2 separate regions of the Homo sapiens genome follow, and region 1 is linked to region 2. Evidence: chromatin contacts called from ENCODE Hi-C data. All regions are on one chromosome and are shown on one strand. Each heading gives the region's core, a stretch centred on a gene start or an enhancer-like site at or near the end of the contact. The rest is flanking DNA. Distances are from core to core; before and after follow the strand shown. Region 1 overlaps LINC02507 (long intergenic non-protein coding RNA 2507). Region 2 has its middle 31 kb from the start of MIR548G.

Region 1 (7,498 bases), core at 1,352-3,851, 270 kb after region 2:
AGGGTTCAAGTAATTCTCCTACCTCAGCGTCTTGAGTAGCTGGGATTACAGGTGCACACCACCACGCCCAGCTAATTTTTGTATTTTTAGTAGAGACGGGGTTTCACCATGCTGGCCAGGATGGTCCTGAACTCCTGACCTCAGGTGATACGCCTGCCTTGGCCTCCCAAAATGCTGGGATTACAGGCATAAACCACCATGTCTGGCTGACACTGGCTTTTCTCCTGCCTTAAGACTCAAACTCAAACTCCTGGATGTTGAGCTTGCTGACCTTTAGACCAGAATTACACCATCAGCTCTCCTGGTTCTCAGGACTTTAGGTTTGGGCTGAAACTAAAGCATTGGCTCTCCTTGGTGTCTGAAAAATGTCCTCCCTTATGACTTTCTCCCTTACCTTCTTCATTCACCTCTACTCTCAGATATCACCTTGGCTGACTGACCTCTCCCCACAAGATCTTGGGATTTGCCAGCCTCCATAATTGCATAGGCCAACTTCTTATAACTAATGTTTCTCTAAAGAATGCTGACTGAAACAGTGACATAGTCATGTGCAGTCTTATGTTCTAATATAGTCTTCCTATTAGAGATAAAATTAAAAAAAAAATTCTGACTCTCCTGTGTTTCAAAATGCACCTTGATTTTTTGTTTTCTTTCTTTCTTTTTTTTTTTTTTTTTTTTTAAGATAGAGTCTCACTCTATCACCCAGGCTGGAGTGCAGTAGCACACTCACAGCTCACCACAGCCCCGGCCTCCAAGGCTCAAACAGTCCTCCAACCTCAGCTTCCTGAGTAGCTGGGACCACAGGAAGGCACCACCATGCTCAGCTAATTTATTTATTTTTTGTAGAGATAGAGTCTCCCTATGTCACCCAGGCTGGTCTTGAACTCCTGGACTCAAACAATCCTCCTGCCTCGGCCTATCAAGGTGCTGGGATGACAGGCATGAGCCACTGCGCCTGGCCCAAAAGGCACTTTCAAAGTAATTTTATTAGATTTTTCCAGCTGCTAATACAAATCATTTGGTAGCACCACCATAGATCAGACACATTAAAAAACAAAGAATAAGTGTGAAATCCCAAAAGTGATCACCAATATGAACACTACAATATTCTAGTTGTTTTCTATTGAATTAGGAGATTGAGTTCCTGCACTGGTAAATTTTATTACTAGATCATAAGTCCTCTGGGAAAGCAGGTCAGCTTAGGGTATGGGAAGAGAAATCAGAGTCTGATAAAAAACAGCAATAATCAGCATTTGTTTGGTGTCTACTGTACGCCAGGCACTTTGCAATTATTCATTCATCCAACAGATATTATTGAGCACTTTTTATGTTCCTGACATTGTTCAAGGCTCTGGAGATACAGCCATGTTAAAACAGATTTGATTTCCTGTTCTCATGGAACTTACAGTTTAGAGAAGGGAGACAGACAAGTAACAAATGTTATAGAGAAAAATTAAGTAAGGTAGTGCCAGGTAAAATAAGTTCTAATTTTCGTCAGAGTTGTCAGGGAAGGTATTACCAAAGCCAAGGTGACATTTGAGAGTAGAGCTAACCAGATGTGGTGGCTCATGCCTGTAATCCCACTGTTTTGGGAGGCTGAGGCAGGCAGATTGCTTGAGCGCAGGAGTTTGAGATCAGCCTAGGTAACACAGTGAGACCCTATTTCTACAAAAAATACAAAAAATTAGCTGGGCATGGTGTTGTGCACCTGTAGTCCCAGCTACTCAGGAGGCTGAGGTGGGAGGATCACCTGAGCTCCGGAGGTCGAGGCTGCAGTGAACTGAATTGTGCCAAAACACTCTAGCCTGGGCAAGAGTGAGACCCTGTCTCAAAAGAGAGAGAGAGAGAAGAGAGCTGAATGAAGGAGGTGAGAAAACAAATTTCATATGGGGGAACATTTTTCAGACATGGGAGCAAGCAAGTACAAGGGGCCTACTGCAGATGGATGTTTGTGTGCTCAAAGAACAGCAAGGAAGCTAGGAGGGCTGGAGCAGAGTTCAGCAAGGAGACAAGTCATAGAAGAAGATAGGTCATAGAAATAGCAATGGACCAGATTATGCAGTCATAAGCATCTTTGAGACAGATAGTAATGTTAACATAAATGAGATAACTGGGATTCAGAGAGGTTTGCAATTTTCCCACCATAACTCAGCCTGTTGGAACCTGGCTTAGACCTAGGTATATGAGTCTAGAGCTCTTTTTTTCTTTTCTTTCTTTTTTTTTAGACACTGTCTCTGTTGCCTGGCTGGAGTACAGTGGCGCGATCTCGGCTCACTGCAACCTCCGCCTCCCAGATTCAAGTGATTCTCCTGCCTCAGCCTCCCGAGTAGCTGGGATTATAGGCACATGCCACTATGCCCGGCTAATTTTTGTATTTTTAGTAGAGATGAGCTCTTAATCTTCCCACTTCATTATGTTATCTTTCTCCAGAAAAAGCTTAAATCCTCTCTGATGGTTTTGTATATCCCTAGTATAGTGCTTACAGTAAATATTTGCCTTTTCTTTTTTACTAGCCAACATCACGTATCCTTCCTTTGTGGCGAGAAATCCCCATTGTGTCCGTCTTGGTTTGTCATAGTGAAATCATGTGGTTTCATATTCCTTCTTCCCAGTCTAGGCAGCTAGGGTGAGGGCATGGGATCTGAGTCAACTCGATGCCCCTTTCCTAGACTGAAACTTGAGAATGTAGTGCAAAGATGCAGGGTCAGGTGGCCACATGAGTCATCTGGCAATGCTGGTGGAGAGCATCTAGCAGGGCAATGGCAGCAGTGGCATCCTGACCGGAAGTGCCTGCAGTATGACCTTGGAGGTATTCCTAGAATCCTCCACTTTTCTTGGCCTGGTTTCCATCATTGCCAAATATTCTGTGACCCAAAAAAGTTGAGGGAGCACCTTCAGCTCCAATTATGTACTCTTGCTGAGAAAAATTGTGTAAGACTTCGGAATGCGGAAAAAAAAAGATTACTTTTTTCTCTGAAGATTTATTTTCTTTTCTAGAATGTTCTATACAGCATACTCTTCCCATGATATTGCTACCTTTTATTGTATTTCAACTATTTTACAACTCTATAATTTGTAGAGAGCCAAAAATAATACAAATGTTTCTTGTCCATACAAATGCAAATTAGTTGTATTGGAATGCAATTGATTATCACCTGTGGATAGATCAATGTTACATATGCCTTCAAATTCATGTGAGCTTTTTTTTTTTTTGAGACACCATCTGGCTCTGTCACCCAGGCTGGAGTGCAGTGGCCTGGTCACAGTTCACTGCAGCTTCGACTTCCCTGGCTCAAGTGATCCTCCCTCCTCACCCTACAGGCATGCACCACCGTGCCCAGGTAATTTTTTCTATTTTCTGTAGACACAGAGTGTGACTATGTTGCCTAAGCTGGCTCAAGCAATCCTCCCACCTCTGCCTCCCAAAGTGCTGGGATTACGAGCCACTGCACCCAGCACACTTTAGTATTTTTTATCTTCTTACATATGTGTATGGTACTTTAAATTCTACTTTCAACCTGTTGTAAGTTTTTACTGGTTCTCTCAATAGTTAATGATTTAAATAAAATCTATGCCAAGTCACATTTACTTATCCATTTAAGCATTCTTTATCTGCTTATATGTATGTATGCAGTACTTTGAATTCTTTCAACCAGTAACATTTTATGGGTTCCCTCAACAATTAGTGAGTTAACCAAAATTTGTTACATGTATTCATTTTATATTTATATCAGATGCATGATATAAACATTCACCTTTTAAAAATATTAGCCTTTTAAATCATTATATAAAGAAGATGCCTGCACTCACATGTTTATTTCAGCACTGGTCTCAATAGCAAAGTCATGGAATCAACTTAAGTGCCTATCAATGGAAGACTGGATAAAGGAAATGTGGTATATATACATCATGGAATATTATGCAGTCATAAAAAAGAATGAAGTCATGTTCTTTGCAGCAACCTGAATGGAGCTAGAGGTCATTATCCTGAGTGAAATAACTCAGAAACAGAAAATCAAATACCACATGTTCTCATTTATAAGTGGGAACTAAACAACAGGTACACATGGCCATAAAGATGGAAATAATAGACACTGGGGACTGCAAAGATGGGGAGAAGGGGAGAAGGATAAATGTCAAAAAAAATTATAACCTATTGAGTACAATGTTCACTATTTAGATGATGGGTACCCTAGAAGCCTAAACCTCACCATTACACAATGTATCCATGTAACAAACCTGCACATGCACCTCCTGAATCTTAAAATAATAATAATAATAATAATAATGTAAAAATAAATTTTTAAAAATTAGCCTTTAACAATAATGAACAGGAAAAAAAATCACATCATGGTTCTGTCTTCAGCTCAGAGGTCTCCCCTCTCACCTCCACCCACCACACACAGCCATGTACTTCATGGAACAGGAGACAAGGGCTCACCTTAGTTCTGGCCTTAACCAATTTGCTAATTCACATAGCCTCCATGGGCTTCAGTTTGCTCATCTTCAAAATGAAGAGGATGGCTTCAACACTCTACTATTTGTATTAGTCCATTCTCACACTGCTATAAAGAAATACCTGAGGCTGGGCACGGTGGCTCACGCCTGTAATCCCAGCACTTTGGGAGGCCAAGGCAGGTGGATCACCTGAGGTCAGGAGTTCGAGCCCAGCCTGGCCAGCATGGTGAAATCCCATCTCTACTACGAATACAAAAATTAACCAGACATGGTGGCATGTGCCTGTAATCCCAGCTACTCAAGAGGCTGAGGCAGGAGAATCGCTTGAACCTGGGAGGCAGAGGTTGCAGTGAGCCGAGATCATGCCATTGTACTCCAGCCTGGGCAACATGAGTGAAACTCTGTCTCAGAAAAAAAAAAGAAAGAAAAAGAAAAAGAAAAGAAAAAGAAACATCTAAAACTGGGTAATTTATTTAAAAAAAAAAAAAAGAGGGTTAATTGGCTCACAGTTCTGCAGGCTGTACAGGTTCCAGGGAGGCCTCAGGAAACTTGCAATCATGGTGGAAGGCAAAGGGGAAGCAGCCAACGTCTTACACAGCCAGAACAGGAGGAAGGCAGGGGAGATGACACATTCTGTAAAACAACCAGCTCCTAAGAGCACTTACTCACCACCACAAGAGCAGCACTGAAGGGGAAATTTGCCCCCATCATCCAATCACCTCCCACCAGACCCCACCTCAACATTGAGGATTACAATTCAACAAGAGATTTGGATGGGGACACAGATTCAAACCACATCACTATTCAACTCAGCTCTGCTTCCTTCTGATTTACTGTGTTACCTACCCTATGTCCTTTCCCCACACTATCCCTTGTGAGCTTCTCTTTCCTTTTTCCTGATACTCCTGTGTTTACTTCTCTTTATTTCACCTTCCAACATACCATGTCCTATTTTCCTACTCTTACTTTCTCAACGTTTAGCTCCTCTGTATTCAGCTTCCTGTCTCCCCACCTCCCAAAACACACACACACAACACACACACACACACACGAATACAGAGCTCTTTGTGGGAATCAAACGACTATAAAAAAAACTTGTACTTATTATAGGATTACATGGAAAAAACAAGTAATTTCCACTCAGATTTGCCCTCAATCCCTCCAGAGAAACTACCTCAAAACAAAATAAACAAGTGCTTTACTAAAAAACAAACTAGTAGAACAAACAAACCACTTTGATCCCACTGTTCAGTTTAACCCAGAGGTAGATAATAGCACAAGTAATGTGCTTTCTTTTTATTCCTCCATGATTTCTCTTGCCAGAAGCACATTCAGACCCTCAGCCTTCCCCAGAGGGGCACATCCGTGCTTACTTTTTGTTTTCCGTGGATGCTATGGTTTGAACGTTCCTCCTTCAAAATTTATGTTGAAACTTGACCCCATCATGGTAGTATTGAGAGGTGGGGTTTTTGGGGAGGTGATTAAATCATGAGAGTTCCATCCCTGTAAATGGACTAATGCCTTATAATATGGCTAAAGGCCCCATTTTGCCTTCCACCTTCTGCCATGTGAGGACATAACAAGAAGGCCCTAACCAGACACCAGATGCCAGCACCTTGTTCTTGACTTCCCAAGCTCCAGAACTATGAGAAATAATTCTCAATTGCTCATGAATTACCCAGTCTGTGGCATTTTGTTATAGCAGCACAAATGGCTACAGAAGTCCACTCAGGCCTGTGTAGTAAGACTCAGGGTGTTTTATTATTTCCTTGTGCTTCCCACAACACACCAAGCATCTGCAAAGTCAGCCTCCCTTACAGAATCTGCTGTTACGAAATGCTTTTATGTATATTTTTTTACTCAGTTTAGTTAAGAGTTCAGATGATAACTTGTCTACCCAAAGTAATGACTCAGTAAGAAAGCCAAATTAGATTCTCCCAAGAGTTGTTACCCACATTGTTGGTCAGTGTGATGTGATTTCTAAGGTTTCTTACAGCTCATAAAATGTCTTGGGGTGTTAGGAGGTTGTAGGAATTGTGTCAAACAAAGAAGGCAAGAGAAACTTCCAGGCCAAAGAAATGCATGTGCAAAGCATGGACTCTTCAAACGGCCCCAGAATTCTGGGGATGGGGATTAAGTAGTTCAATGTGGTAGCAGTAAGAGGACTGTGTAGAATGGAGGACAGGAGGAAGATAAACGCTTAGGAGGGGACAAGTCTTTAAAGATAAGAGAAAGCTCGACCGCAAGGGCCAATCTACCCCTGCACTGTCAGGGAGCTCACAAAAGGAGGCTTCTGTCCAATCTGCTGCTTTATAATTTAACGAAACATTGAGATGTGACTATTTCTCCTTTGAGCTACCCATTTAAACTAATAGCAGACAAATACTAAGAAGTCATTTGACCCTAACTGCTGAAAACTACAATTATAGAAAATGGATGTGTGGTTGGGACCTTTCATTTGTCTTTCCCCATGAAAATATGTGGGAGTGAGAATCTTTTCTTCCCCATATTCCACTTCCTCCCAGCACCTAGAAGTCATTGAGCAATCATCATCAGAAATAAACATGCATAATTGCAATAACCTTTAAATACTTTATGGTGTATTAATAACTCAAGAATTTGGGACAAGCCCTGAACAAACACAAGGCAGCAGGTTTGCCTTTGGCCCTCTCCCAGCTCATGCACACTTTCATTTTGTTCTGTCTTCCCCATGAGATGCACCAGGTGTCTTAGTCAGCTCAGACTGCAATAATAAAACATCATATATTGGGTAGCTTAAACAATAGGAATTTATTTCTCACAGTTCTGGAGGCTGGAAAATCCAAGATTGAGGCACAAGCAAAGTTGGTGTCTGGTGAGGGGTCTCTGACCTTGGGTTGCAGATGGCCACCTTCTCTCTGTGCCCTTATATGGCCTTTCCTTTGTGCTCAAGTGGAATAAGAAAAAAAAAAAGTCTTCTTCTTAATAGGGCCCCACCTTCATGACCTACTCTAAACCTAATTGCCTCCCAAGGTCCCTATTTTCAAATACTATCACATTG
Region 2 (6,696 bases), core at 754-3,253:
GTCCTATCTGCAGCCTTCCCTGCAGGGATGTGCGAAAGTGAAAGGGCACGGCCTTTCACCTTTAAATCTCCACTGGCTTCTTGCCTTCGTTCTACAAATATGCTCTTCTTTGTTTCCTTGAAAGAAATCCCTTTGCTCCATTTTCTTCTCTTTTCTGCCTTCCCTGGACTCCTTTCACTGTTTATGCCTAAACATGTATAAAGGTAATCCTAAGATTTATTGGCCACCAATTATGAATAAGATATTTGAACATATTTAACCCTCCGAAAACAGGTAATGATGAAAATACGTTCAGAAAATTTCTTCACTAAAATCCAAACTCATGTTTGATGCCAAGACCTGTGTTTTGCTTCCCACACCTCCTAGAGGTGTCCACACCAGCTTAATCCCTTTTCTTACCAGGCCAGAATAGCCAGACCAGTTTTCTTTAGAAAATCAGCATTTGTAATTTTCAATATGAAGTTGGGCTATGAAACGTAATTATCTTTCCTATGTGGTTCTTGATTGGCTAGAAGTACCTTCATACAAGGTTATAAGGTGTCAGGGCCACCTTCTGGAATGTTTCCTTGGAGGACATAGCCATGTAATTTGGAATCTCTACAGAATCCTTGATGGAAAGAAGAAGAAAACTTTAAACAGAAAATAGCACCATGAATAAATCTTGGAGAGAAACAGAAAGAGGAGGGAAACAGGAGCAGAGGGAGATGAGAAGTAGAAGGTTAGTAGGGTCCTTTATTTCTAAGCCCAGTATGCGTTTTAATTTAGTGGCTAAGTCCACTTGGTTTGCCCCAGCCAAGGGTGGTAGATTTCACCTAGAACTAAAGCTCCAGGCCCCTTGCTTCTGACTGGGTTGGCACTCTCCTGCCTCAGGACCTTTGCACATAGCCTTCCCTCTACATGGATTGCTCTTTCCAAATACCCACATAACTCTCTTTCCTCTCTAGGGACCTTAACTCATCTGTCATTTTCTCAGTGAGGGCTTCTTCATTTCTATTTTTGAAATTGCAACAACACTCTCTCCTCTATCATCTTCTTTTTGACTGCCTTATTTTTCTCCATGGCACTTATACACTATATAATTCACTTTTTTAGTTTTTATTTTGCTTATTCTCATCCCTTCCCACTAGAATGGAACGTTCATGAGGATAGGGATTTTTGTTCACTGCTGCATCCTAATGCCCAAACTGAACTTGGCATTCCATAAGTGATGTTAAACATTTGTTGAATGAATGAATGCATTTGAAGGTAAGTGACCCTCCACCTAAGTACTCACACTGTACAGCTATTTAGTAATGCAATATATGTGGGGCAAAGTTGGGTTTTCCTTTTAGTGACTAAGCCCCATCTTAATTCAGTGGGGCACCTTTTACTTGGTCCTGGGCCCATAAGTCACCAGGAATATTTTTATTTCAGAATTATACGTTACTGCTGGGTCTTGAAGCTGGTTCTTAAGGCACCTCTGCTCTAGGCACTTGAGAGTATTTTGAAGACAAGATAAATGTTCACAGCGCTCATATCGTGAACAGTAGAGATGAGAGCAGCTGTGTAAGAAACCAGAAGTAAACTATTCTCAGAGTCAAGGATAAAGGGCTGGAATGGCTGTTCTCAATTTGCCTTATCATTTTCAGATTACAAAATCTTAGTCCCACAGGCCATAAATTATAAGGTTGGCTGTATCCAAAGCCCTCATGATATCATCACATTGCCATGTTAATTAGTGAATACCCTAACTGTATAGAAAGCAGAAGTGCATCATTGTGTATTTGGTGCTGTTTAGTGAGCATTATAATCATTTTTCTCTAAAAATCTAAAGGTTCTACAAATTTGGAGGGATTGGTTTGGGGTGTTTTTTTTTCAATTTTCGAAACGTTTTAGTATATTTGGTTTGAAACTCAATAAAAGGAAGATTTTTAAAAGTCATACCCCATTGGCCTTTCCCAAGAACAATTTATACTGGAGTCTGTCTGCGGGGGTTAAACATGGAGTGTGCTTACAGCTCAGATTTCACAAGAGGGAAATGTGTGGAGTGTCTCCCAGGAATGTCAAGCCCAAGAAGCTGAAAGGCGACTTGAGAAAAATTAAACATGGGCACATTTTAGTTGTATTTTATTACAAAGCAAACAGGAAGTCCAACATTAAATGTAACAGCGTCACATGAGATCCAGTCAGAAAGGCTTTCATTTAATAAAACCATGGTAAAGTTATAGAAATGTCACTAGATGGTTGAAAACCTAAAAGATAATTATAGTGAAAGATTATTTTTAAAGTTTAATAAAATTAGTTAAACAATGGGTTGAACCCTGGGGGCAAATCCAGCTTTGCAAGCAACCTCAGTCCCTGGAGACGTTCCCAGGACCTCTCCTGAAGTCAAGCAGCAGCTTCTTGCCTCTTGTCTGGTGAATTAAGGTAGCTTCGTAGCGGTTCACAAGAAGCCAGCCCGAAAACTGTGAGGTGCTAATTTAAAATTGACCACATATTTGAAAGCAACTGAAGTTTCTTATATGGGTAACTGGAAGAGACTGAGTAATATATATTGTGGGTGAGGCTTTTACTCTAATTTAGAACCTTATAAATTTAAAAAATGGGATCACTAAATAGATTGCTGGTGGACACTGATGTTTCCCAATGGGTGGTCCTAAGACCACTCAGCCAGATTCACAGGATGGGGTGGGTGTGGGGACTGAGAATGTGCTTGTTAAAAATGTAAAACTCTAAAACTTAGCATAGACCTGCTGAATATGGAATTTCTGAGAGTGGCTTCCTGGAATCACCAGACTTCGCATACTTCTGATGCTTACTAAAGTGTAGAGCTAACACTAGAGTGGGTTTCAACCTTTGCCACATGTGGAAACACCCAGGAAGCTTTGAGAGTGAAGCCTGGTCCAACCTCCAGAAACTTTGTTGAATTGTCTGAAGTACAGCCTGGGCATCAGGATTTTTGAGAATCATCTTTAGATGATTCTAATATTGAGGTAAAATATATAATTACTGCAATAGAATCTCTTCTGAATAACAGCCTCCTCTTTCTTATTGTGTAGAAATAAAACATGAATCATAAGATGGTTATGATCAAATAGGCAAAGTTCTTTGACTTATTTCCAAAAAAATCGTTAACAAGTTGAAATTAATCTCTGATTATATGGGGCAACCCGAGGACCTGAGACTACAGTGGGTCAAATAACTGTCTAAGGTGTGAGTAAATCCTTTTAGACAAGAAAAAACATCTGAGCAGAAAACTGTAGATATTAAAATCCCTGGAGATAAGCCAGAGAAACATGGATTTCATGGATCTGCTAGAAACCTTCTCTCTTCAAAGTTAGCAAAGGAATTGGGTGAAACATTGAAATGTGTGGCCCCTTTCAAGCACCATTCAGCATGCCTTTAAACCTTAATTATGTTCTTTATAAGTTGAGTATACCAGGGGTTAATGATAATATCCAATATTGATTGACCTCTTACTATGTGTCAGGCACTGTGTGAAGCCCTTTCAATGCATTCTGTTACTTATTGCTACATGGTAAGTATGATTATGACCCCATTTCACAAAAGAGAAAACTGAGACTTAGTGAGGTTAAATGTCCAAGGTTACACAGGTTTTAAGATCTTCAAAGCCTATCTTCTTAATCTATATTGATAGTATCACAGATTTAAATAAAGACCCAGTATTACTCAGTAGTAGTAACACACATAAAAAAATAAAAAGGGGAATCGATTTATTTCTCTCCAAAAAGTGGTTCTTCAATCATACCTGACTACCCCAGCTATGATGAATGAGCCCTATTCCCTGAAGTTGCAAATGCCTTTGTAAGTACAGGAAACCTAAAATTGTCTCAGTGAATCCCACCTTCCCTGGGGGTCTGTTAGTGACCAATTTGTCATGGAAGGTACAGTCTTCTATTTTTAAACTACAGATCAGCTCTCAGAAAAATCCCATAACGTGAAGGAATGAAGGCTTTGTTTGAAAACTGGAGAGGAAAACCCAAAGATCTATTGAGAGAATAAGGCACAAAATGACATGGGTTAGAGGTCATTTGCCTACTCAATGTGCATCCAGGTTCTTGAGCGTTCTCTTGTCTGTGTGACTGATGATCTCCATGATATCCCCATTGCTGAAATGGATCTTTGTCTTACTCAACATTTAGAGGATAGATTCCTTTTTAAGGCTTCTTTCTCAAGTGAATTTGCTTCTAGAATGCATTGTCAGATTATTTTTTAATGTTTTAAAGTGTTATAGGAGGGTGGGCTTACAATACTTTTAAAAATAATAATGTTGATACCCAGCAGACCTGTGACCCACTTTAATCATCTTGGGGAAAGGTGAACTCCCCATGGCTCTTCCATCTCAAATGAAAGCCCTGTGGGTAATAAGGGAGTGAGTGGGAGATGCAAAAGCATTGCTGATTTCTGCAGTCAGTTCCTGTCATCCTTTCTTCAGCTAGATATTTTTAGCCTAAGAGGGAAAGCCAGGAGTCCTGATTTCTTGTCCCTTTTCCATTTCTGGTCACCATGGTCTGAGAAAATTGCTGCCCCCCTGGATTAGTCCTTTTCTCTCAGAAATGGAAATAATGATATCATGTTTTTGCCACTTAATCCCAGTGATAATGCTAGGGTTAATGGGAATGTTTGGAAAGGGGAGAAAAAAGCCTTTGAGCTGGGATGAAAGGTGCTGGGTAAGTACAGTATTTTATTATAAACAGTAATAATAGGTCTTATGTTCCTGATGTCTGGGGAACAAACCATTCCCCTTTTGGCCTTCATTAAGACTTGGACCCAAAGGTGCTAATTCGTACAAAATATATGTACTGAATGGCACCTAGAGCCTAAAGGAGTTAATTCATCTCCAAAAGGTGACGAATTTCCCCTCTGCCTTTCCCACACTAGGCTGCTGTCCATTGTTACTAGTGTAGGATAACTGCACCCTTCTCACAGGGCTAGTGGGCCCCATTTGCTTCCTCCAATTTATTTAATAGACGACAAAGGATCCAGAAGTGCTATTGGAATAATTACCTTTGATTTTAATATTTCCTCTTGACTCATTTGTGGAGGAAGTCCCAAACTAATAATGATTACCTGAGACAGTTTATAATTGCTATCTATAAGTAAGTGTTATTTCCTATATCATTGTCAACATATATATTTTTTTCACAATGCACAGAATAAGTCTATTCTCCTTAGGTTCCATTCTTTAAAAAAAATCTTCTTTCTTCTTAGACCCTCTCCAATACCTTTTGCATTTTGATTGATGTAGCATGCTCCCTACTCCCTTCACTGAACCAAACCTTCCCGCAGTTTAGCATAGAAGTCCCAAGATCCGGACTAAGTCATCTAGATCCTGGCCTCTCCCTACCAATCTGTTTTAACCAGGACAATGCCATAAGCAAATAGGCACTTAAAGTGTGATGATGATTATCATAAAAATAATTACAATTTTAACCTAACAGTGTTACTGAACTTGTGACAATCATCCTCTTGGTATCCATCCTTCTTCCTGTCTTTCACCATAAACACCAATATCAATGTTAAGTAGAAGTTAGAGAATCCTGAGGCACAGTTAGTAAACTTTACTAACAAATATATCTCAGAGGTCACACATTTATTTTAGCATATTGTGACTGATATATGGGCTAAAGAGCAAGACCAGCCTATATGTTGTCATGCTGAAAAACCCCGTAATAAATGGGAGTGTGGTGTTTACAACACAGCTTATGGTTTATGAAGCCCAGGCAGCTGGAATCACTTCATCCATCATTTATCCAAATTTTTTATCATACAGAGACGGTAGCTGATCCCAGAAAGGTAAAGTGGCTTTGTTAAAGATCTCTTTTACCCAGTCAAGGCTATCTCCAATAATAAAGGTGAGGTATGGAAAAGGAAAATACCTGACTTAAAGATAACGCCAGTCAATTAAGAAGATTTCTAGAGATCTAACAGGAAAACCACCTTAGGGTAACACCAATTTTATCCAAATCAAATTGATATATTACTCCAAACCACAGTATCAGCCCTTGTCTAATATTGAAATGAACTGTATTTTTCTTTAAAGAAACTAATCTTCCAGAGAGTTAATTAACCATGTAGGTAAATAAGATAGAAAGGAAGGAGAAAGGCTAGAGAGGATGAGTTGAAGATGTGTATCCATGTGTATGTTTGTTAGCTTCACTCTACAGCAATCCTGCACTCCTGATAGCAGTAAGAAAAATTCTCACAGATCAATTTGATAACAAGGAATTCCCAAACTCTCCCTAAAGTATTAATCTTGAGTTCCTGAGAGGCAGAGCTTGTCACAGAGGCTTGCAGGGGATCTTAATGACCTGGCAAGAGAGTACCTGTTATGGGATGATAACTAGACAGAGAAATGCCTCCAGGTCATTGATAGCAGGAAGTGCAGTGGAGACTCGACTCCTACACCTTATATATATAACAAGGTTAAGCTGAGACTCATCCAACACATGATCTCTATTTCTCCTCATCCACCCACCCCCCACCTTAAACAAATGCAAAAGGAAAGAAATGTGAACAGTTCTTTAAAAAAAAAAAAACACTCTTGGCAGGAAACTTTTCAACAATAACTTTACCATTGCAAAAAGCAAGGAATTACATATTCTTTTTGACTGAAGCATGAGGTTTCAAAGAATACTTATGAGAGTTGATCAAGAATCCATTTAATATGCATGACTGAACAATTAGATAAATATT

Evidence for each region. Hi-C counts contacts between places; a loop is a spot of excess contacts on that map. Pooled maps may share reads with other maps.
Region 1: a map of IMR-90 shows a loop between it and region 2 (2.4-fold over the local background). The contact joins two enhancer-like sites. A Hi-C loop is called at or near these places in 2 of 168 maps with a recorded cell type or tissue (IMR-90 and chondrocyte) and 4 of 50 pooled maps.

Annotation. Positions count from the first base shown.
Region 1 is chr4:147,575,515-147,583,012 of GRCh38, forward strand. All of the region lies in intron 3 of LINC02507 (long intergenic non-protein coding RNA 2507), which reads left to right. Among named protein-coding and RNA genes, the nearest start is that of LINC02507, 9.6 kb to the left of the region's middle. Within about 2 kb of position 2,602, at least 3 of the 41 ENCODE cell types and tissues checked have a DNase peak (open chromatin) inside an H3K27ac peak, as active enhancers do; they include IMR-90, where a contact is called at or near this core.
Region 2 is chr4:147,310,493-147,317,188 of GRCh38, forward strand. No RefSeq gene overlaps it. Among named protein-coding and RNA genes, the nearest start is that of MIR548G, 31 kb to the right of the region's middle. Within about 2 kb of position 2,004, at least 5 of the 41 ENCODE cell types and tissues checked have a DNase peak (open chromatin) inside an H3K27ac peak, as active enhancers do; they include IMR-90, where a contact is called at or near this core.